3 separate regions of the Mus musculus genome follow, and all the other regions are linked to region 1. The links are chromatin loops, found by intact Hi-C in ENCODE. Cell type or tissue: heart. All regions are shown on one strand.

Region 1 (2,500 bases):
CTCGGGCACTGGCAGCCCATGTGGGTCGGGACTGACCCCCTAAAGCGGGCAGGTAAGGGGACTGGTCCCAGGCGCCCCACGGAGATCGGGGATTTGGGCGCAGGGGGCGGGGCGGTACCCAGAGGAGGTTTGGCACAACCCGGCCCTCCAGCTCCTACGCGTTCTGAGGAGAAAGGGCATGGCTTCCTTTTCTTCGTGGTGTCTTTCAAAACCGACAGGAGCGCGGATGAAAAGCTGCGGATTAAGGGTAGAACTACCGCCCCTGCAAACCTGAACGAACTCTGGATTACTACCCAGTCCCTGCGGGGAGCTGATTAGCGCCATTCCCCTCCCCCACTCCGGCGGGTAGGTCTAGAGAACGGTTTGAAGGTAGCCGCATGCGCATTAAGTAAAACAAGAAACCGCTGAGACGCCAAGCGCAATAATTGCAAAAAGGCGCAGGCGCAGAAAGAAAAAAAAAAAACAACCAAAAACACCTCGGTCAGTTTATGAAGAGGGCTGAGCCCAAACGCATGCGTGTAATAATAGGACGGCGGGAGAGAGCTCGGGGTTTCTTAATACGCATGCGTCCAATCTCTCTGTGACGCAAGTGGGGCGGGGCCGGCAACAGGGTGCGCGTGCGCAGAGCTTGCTGGAAGGGCTTTATTTAGCCTGCGCAGGCGCCCGCTTATCATTTCTCCTCAGCCACGCCGAGGCTTTTTGTGGAGGTGAGTGACTTTCCGTCTTCGACTGCTGCCCGAGCTCTCCACGGACACCTCTTTGGGTGACGATTGCTTGTCGCTGAGCTTAGGTTCTAACCTGAGGGGCCGTGGCAGGCGCAGGCTGCCCCTGGGAGCCGCGAGTGTCTCGCCGGCGTGGCAGCGCCGCCTAGGCCTGCAGGCCGCGCCGCTTTCTATTGTGTGAGATGTCTGAGGAGGCGGAGCGGAAGCGGCGGCCGCCATTTCCTCGTCTCAACCGTGGCTGTGGGCCAGGGTCTTATTAGCTTGGCGCCTCGGCCCTGGGCGCACTGGGCGGCTTTGGGCATCGGGTCGCTAGCCGAGGCCGGGTTGCATGCTTGAGTCTCCGGGGCCCAGGCATCCTGACGGGCGGGACTCGCATGGCGGCGCCCGGTGCCCGCTGTGCGCCGTGAAGTGGGAGGGCCATTTAAATGCCTGTTTTCTCAGACGCGTTCCTGACCCCCACCCCCACCCCGCAGCCCCGCAATCTGTGTGGACGCCAGGACCACCGAAGGGACGATGATGCTGGGAGCAGAAGGCGGAGAGGGCTTCGTGGTGAAGGTCCGGGGCTTGCCCTGGTCCTGCTCCGCGGATGAAGTGCAGCGCTTTTTTTCTGGTGAGTTGAGGCGGGAGTTGTCAGTGGGGCCCGCGGCTGGGCCGGGCCGGGCCGGGTTGGGGCGGGGCGGGTCTCCCGGGCGCCCCCTAGCGAGTCGCGGCCACCAGCGGTTTCCCCAGGCGGCTCGCGCTCTGTTGGCCGCTGTTACGCAATGGTAATTGCGAAATCCGCACCCCCCCCAACCCCCTTGGGGATGCTGGTGGCCCTGCTGAATTTGTTTTCTTTTAAAACTTTTTCTGTCTCTATGCATCAATCTGTGCATTCTGGAGTAGTCTAAGAAAAATTTAAGTAGGGAAAGATGTGATTTCTTCTCAAGTCGTGTAAGGTTTTGTAAAAAGGTACTTGTAGTGTTGACCTTACCATCTGAATTTAGCTGTGGTAACAGAAAACGATCTGTAAATCGAGCCCCAAGTATACTGCAAGCAATTGCAGGGGGCCGTTGCCGTCCGGGTTTGAGTTGAACTGCAGCTTGGAGCCTTTAGTTGTTAACATTGGTCCCTTTTCGGATGAATATTGAGCTGGAGTTTGGATTTGAATGAAATTGTTATGTGGTTGCTGATAGAGGGAAGCTGACATGGTACCCAAACAAGAAAATGCTGTGAAGTCACCAGATCCAGATGAGATTATTCTGAGATAGTGTACCAAGAGATGGTTAATGGAAACTTAGAGGCAAGGTGGTAGCTTCATTTGAACTTTTTTTTTTTTTTTTTTCGAGACAGGGTTTCTCTGTGTAGCTCTGGCTGTCCTGGAACTCTGTAGACCAGGCTGGCCTCGAAATCAGAAATCCGCCTGCCTCTGCCTCCCCAGTGCTGGGATTAAACGCGTGCGTCACCACTGCCCTGCTCCATTTGAACTATTTTTGAGCATTGAGTTACCTTGTTGGACTAGGAATATATCCTGTATATGAGATAATTTGATCGTGTTCTGCTTGGTCAGTCTTTTTAGGCATGTTTTTTTTTTTTTGGTGTGTGTGATGACAGGAATATGCATTTTATCTGTAGTGGTTTTAAATCCTGTATTAAGCGTTGTTTTCTTTTCAGACTGCAAAATTCAAAATGGGGCTCAAGGTATTCGTTTCATCTACACCAGAGAAGGCAGACCAAGTGGCGAGGCTTTTGTTGAACTTGAATCAGAAGATGAAGTCAAATTGGCCTTGAAAAAAGACAGA
Region 2 (2,500 bases), 52 kb after region 1:
ACAAGCACATGTACAAACATATGTGAACCCATATACACACACAAATGAAAAGGTTATAAAAATAACCAAGATTGCCAGGCGGTGGTGGTGCACATCTTTAATTCTAGCATGAAGAAGGCAGAGGCAGGAGGATTTCTGAGTTCGAGTCCAGCCAGGTCTACAGAGTGAGTTCTAGGACAGCCAGGGATACTTAGAGAAACCCTGTCTCAAAACAAAAAACTAAAAACAAAACAAAAAAACCCCAAACAAAAACCAAGACCAAAACCGAAAAATCAAGGTTAATTCATTACCAAGGAAAGAAGCTTTTTTGTTGTTTTTGTTGTGATTTTGTTCTTTAAAATAAAATCTGGGTACTAAAGTCTATTGTATGCACGTGATGCCCCAGGCATTTACAGTCAACACTCACTTTACCTCAGCAACCTGAAGTCTGCATGGTCCATTCACAGTAAGTGACCAGGCCAAGTGAAACGTGGTTATTTATTTATTTGTCTGTTTATTTATTTAGAGGCAGGGGCTCACTGTGTACACCAGGTGGGTCTCAAACTCTCAGAGCTCCACAAGCCTTTACCTCCTAAGTGCGGGTCTTAAAGGCGAGCACCACAACGCCCTTGGCTATCCTTTATATTTTAATTTTAGATATGTTCAGAAACACCAATGGATTATAATTAGCGCAGTTCTGAGCACGTACATTAACATGTGCAGGAAGTATGCACCCGAATCACCAAGCCCAGCTATAAAAAACAAATAATAATTTACTTTTGTTCTTTATTGGTATGCTGAAATTCTAATCTAGATCATAACAGCTGAATTGGATTATTCAACGTAGCTGATTAATTTTTTTTTTAATCCCCGTTTTTATAGACTGGGAAACGCGAGTAGGACAGGTGATGGGAAGTCTTCGTCCCACGGGGGGTGGGGTTGGGGGTTAGTGGCGGGAGAATAAAGGGAACTAAAACCTCCTGACTCTGACTCGCTGCTCTCACCAACTTTGGAATACGCTGTCAACCTCAGCCGCAGGTGCAAACCGGCTGGCTGCCGAGATTGTTAACTGGGGACCAGCACCGGACTTCATTTGTCAAGTATGCAAAATACGAACACTGGTGATTTTCCGTCTAAGCCTCTAATGTAAACCTCCTATTTAAAGTCAATCCGTGATCACGACGCAGCTGCTCTGAGGTTCACAAAGACAAACAAGGTGGGAGGGGAGTCCCGGGCCGCAGTCACCCTGGCCCGGTGGGTGACACCAATTGCAGAGCCCCGTGCCGCGCCGCGCGGCACAGCTCCGCGGAGCAGCTCGTCCGGCCGGTCAGGTTTCCCCAGCCCGGGAGCAGCCCCGGCCCGCGGGACCCCGGCCTACCTGCGCGCTCCCCGCCGCCGCCGCCGTCTCCCAGCCCCGCGGCCGCGCGCAGCGCGCTGCCGCAGCTCGCCGACAGGTTCCCGGTGGCTCTGCGCGCCAGCGTCAGGATGGGCGCCGACCAGCTGTCGGCCACTCGAGGCCGCGACGCACTCCGCAGCTCGCCGGGACTCGGCAGCTGGCTCCGGTCCACGATCTCGAACGCTTCCCCGGACTCTAGGCCTGCTTGGGGCTCAGGCTCCGGCCCCGGCTCGGACTCCGGCTCCCGCTCCGGCTCCGGCTCCGAATCCTGCCCCGCCCGGCGGCATTCTCCGCGGGCGGCCATGTTGTTAGGTCACGTGACCCGCCGCTGCCCTGGACCGACGACCTTAAGCCGCTGCGGCCTTGCTCGCTCTCACCTGGGCTTGCTTTCCTTGTATAGCATTCGGGAAAGTACGATTCCTAACCGTAGGTGATTCCCAGCCCGGAGCACTTGGAAGTTACTTTTGGACTTTCTACTTCCCACCCCGGGAATGCGCCTTATTTTAACGTTTTGCGACACAACTTCCTCTTTTAAACTTTCATTTCACATGCCTTTTCCCCCTTTGAATCAAAATCTCACTGTTGGATTTTTATTTGTTGTTGTTATTGTTGTTTCTTTCCCCCACACAAGGGAGACATTAAAACAGGCCATGTAGCCAAGTGGTGGTGGGACAAGCATTTAATCCCAGCATCAGGGAGGCATAGGCAGGCAATATCGCTGAGGACAGCAGAGTCAACGGAGTGAGTTCCAGGACAGCCAGAGTTACACAGAGAAACCCTGTCTCAACAACGCAGTCCCCATCACCCCCAGTAGGCCACTTGGCAGGGGTGTGCTTAACTACTTTTTTCTGGGGTGTGTGTGTGTGTGTGCGCGCGCGCGTGCGCGCGCGCGCGGCATGGCAGTTCTGGGAATTGTACTTCGTATCTCATACATGCTAATCAAGACCTCTACCACTGAGCTTCACCCAACCCCCAACACACATAACCAACAGGACCGTTGAATTTGTGATCCTCCTGTCTCCATCTCCCAAGTGCTTCTGACCCCACACCATGCTAGGCAGGCACTCTACTAGCAGAACTAGCAGAGCTATGTTCCCAGTCAGAATTTCAGTCTGTAGCTCCGGC
Region 3 (2,500 bases), 53 kb before region 1:
TTTGGTTTAACTTCACACAACTAGCAATGCAATCACTAGTGTCATGACCAGCAGTTAATACACAAAGTGTCATCAATGTGTCCTCAGGTCTTGGCACACAGGCCTTCAATATAAACATTAGTGTATCAGTGTAATGACCAAGGCATTCGGATTTCAAGAAGCCAGTTCGATTCCTACCCACTGAACCTTTACTACACATCCAATTTCTCATTCCCATTCCCTCGGAATTCAATACAAGGCCCATCAGTCATTCTGTCTACTCCTGGGGACTGAGCCCTAAAGTAGAAAAAAAAAATCTCCCAAATTCCCACTCCCCCGATTAATTGCAGTTAGGTGCTTGAACCAGGACTTTTAACCCAAACGGTCTAGTGCTCAGTTACAATCCCAACTGGATGACTAGAACTACCTGTATGACCTTGGGCCAGTCATTTCAAACTTCTAGGCCTCAGTTTCCTCCCCTCACTAACTGAACTTTCGCTTGTATCTCCTGCTCTTAAGGTCCTGTGAACACCCACACTGGATTACTATCTATCCACCACCGAATAGGCAGGTGCTTTAATAGTTAAGCCTTAAGTTTCTCAAGCGGTACACGTTCTAGTACATTCTACTCCCTCATCAGGATGCTATGGTCCAGTCTTCCCTTTGGGCAAGTTATTTTCTAATCTGTAACGCTTATCTCTGGATTTACTTCACCTTTCCCTGCTATTTGGGCTACCTACTAGGCCGAATTCTAATACCACACCTGTACCGGATTACTCAGCCCACCTCTGGGTGGGCCTGGCCAGGGCCTAAGAAAGCTCTAGAAGCAAAGCCGTAGGAAGTTGTTAGCTTTCTCAGAGGTCAAGGGAAACCCCAGGACACCTGCCACGCCTCCCGACCCCGGCGGCGCTGCCCAGGCTAGCCTCTCTAACCCGGCCGCTCTCCTCACTGCCCTGCGCGTCCGCCCAGGCCTGCGCCATTCGAAAGCCCGCCCGACCCCTCAGTCGTCGAGCCTACAGCCACGCCCGACCCCCTCCGCCACGGCGCCGCTCGCCCAGTCCCCCAAGGCTCGTCCCGGGCCTGAGATCCCCGCACACGCTTCCCGTCTCACCTCGAGCCTCCCGGGGACCACTGGCGGCTCCCTCACCTTCTCCCACCCGCACACCCGGCCCCGTGCTGCAGTGGAGACAGCGGCAGAGGCGGCCCGACCGTCACGTGCCGCAGAACTAAGAGGCCTCGGCTACGGCCGCCGCGCGAGCGAGCCCCACCGCACGAAGCCCAACCCCGCGTCCGCCCCTCGTTCCTGAGTGGCTAAAACGAACGTCAGATCCCGCCCCTTTGCGCAAGATCTAAGAATTTATTGGTAGATACAGCCATCGCTCGAAGCGCCTTCCCATACGCCCCCTAGGGCTATTCTTCGTGGAGCGTGGTGATTGGTCAATAGCGAGGCAGGAAGTGGTTGCTGATTGGGTATGAAGGAGGAAGGCGGGCCGTCACCAAACGGGCGGGCGCGCGCCGCGGAGGGCGGACGGATCTGGCACGCGTTCTCGCGTGGGTCGCCCTAGTCCCTCAGGGCGGGTGTGTTGGACATCCAGAAGACGGCTTTCCGACCCATTGAGTTAGGAACTCTGTCCCAACCCCGCCTGGGACCTATGGCCTTCATCACAAATGGTGAGAGGTCGGGCGGTGTGCTTGCGCAGTGAGTGAAATCCCTCTGGGTAGCAGACACCGCCTTTCCTGCGGAGTCATCGCCCTGAGCTCAGGAGCCTGAGACCTCTTTACCTAACAAAACACTACCTAGATTCACAATCAAGCCACATGGAGTCACTTTCCCATGTGCCCGTGCTGTTTCCTGATTTTAGTCGTTAAAATCAGACATACCTAAGCGACAGAGTTGAGGAAAAGGGTGATGCCATGTGCAGATTTAAAATAGCCTTTTCATAACCCACTCGTTTTTCAATATGCTGATAACGCTGTAAGATTGAAGTGGCTAAGGATTTGGCTAGATCCTTGAGAATCCTGATCGCCTCGGGTTGTATTTGGTGACCCAAAGCTTTGAATAATGTGGAAAGAAACAGCAGGTTTTTCTACATGTGAAACGAGCTTTGTTCCTGCCACCCCAAGAGAAAGGCAGTAAGGATTTGATGTTTGGGTCAATTTAGTAACCGCCAATTCTCTCTCCCTAATTTTAAAGAAGAGAAATTGCTTTCCTTATTTGCCTTATAAAGAGCATGTTCAAAATGAAAATTTGAAGCCAGCTTGGCACAGGCAGTACACATAATTTAAAAAAAAATTCTAAATTTACTTAGGTTGAGTTCTGGCTTGTGTTACCCAAGATGGCCTTGAATTTAAGAAAGCCAAAAAATCGACTTCTGCAGAGAGGTGTTAAAATATGTCAGTACTGAAGGAGTAGAGGAGTTGAGGCAGAACTTTTCTGTCTAAACTGACAAAGACTTGAACTGGACCTCATAGATATGCAAATTTTCTGTAGGTGGAGTTGGAAGGAAGTTCTTGAGATGAG

Evidence for each region. Peaks named below come from ENCODE experiments on the same cell type or tissue, not always from the same donor. Only the 100,000 strongest peaks of a DNase experiment are listed, where the experiment ranks them.
Region 2: it touches region 1 in a loop (2.3-fold over the local background); 4 of 42 quality-filtered maps call a loop at or near these places.
Region 3: it touches region 1 in a loop (3-fold over the local background); 22 of 42 quality-filtered maps call a loop at or near these places.

Annotation. Positions count from the first base shown.
Region 1 is chr11:50,377,096-50,379,595 of GRCm38, forward strand. Hnrnph1 (heterogeneous nuclear ribonucleoprotein H1) reads left to right here and starts at 583. Exons shown (of 13, transcript NM_001347487.2): 1 at 583-707; 2 at 1,196-1,332; 3 at 2,373-2,500. The coding sequence starts at 1,236. In heart, CTCF peaks have their summits at 775 and 1,453; DNase peaks (open chromatin) are centred at 556 and 1,406; H3K4me3 peaks cover 2,500 bases; H3K27ac peaks cover 1,886 bases.
Region 2 is chr11:50,429,427-50,431,926 of GRCm38, forward strand. Rufy1 (RUN and FYVE domain containing 1) reads right to left here and starts at 1,699. Exons shown (of 18, transcript NM_172557.3): 1 at 1,358-1,699. The coding sequence starts at 1,679. In heart, a CTCF peak has its summit at 1,489; DNase peaks (open chromatin) are centred at 1,465 and 1,665; H3K4me3 peaks cover 2,056 bases; H3K27ac peaks cover 1,712 bases.
Region 3 is chr11:50,324,403-50,326,902 of GRCm38, forward strand. Canx (calnexin) reads right to left here and starts at 1,271. Exons shown (of 15, transcript NM_007597.3): 1 at 1,091-1,271. It overlaps Gm46280 (a long non-coding RNA gene), which reads left to right and starts at 1,350. Exons shown (of 2, transcript XR_001780205.2): 1 at 1,350-1,650; 2 at 2,471-2,500. In heart, no CTCF peak of the experiment used is centred here; a DNase peak (open chromatin) is centred at 1,419; H3K4me3 peaks cover 2,500 bases; H3K27ac peaks cover 2,500 bases.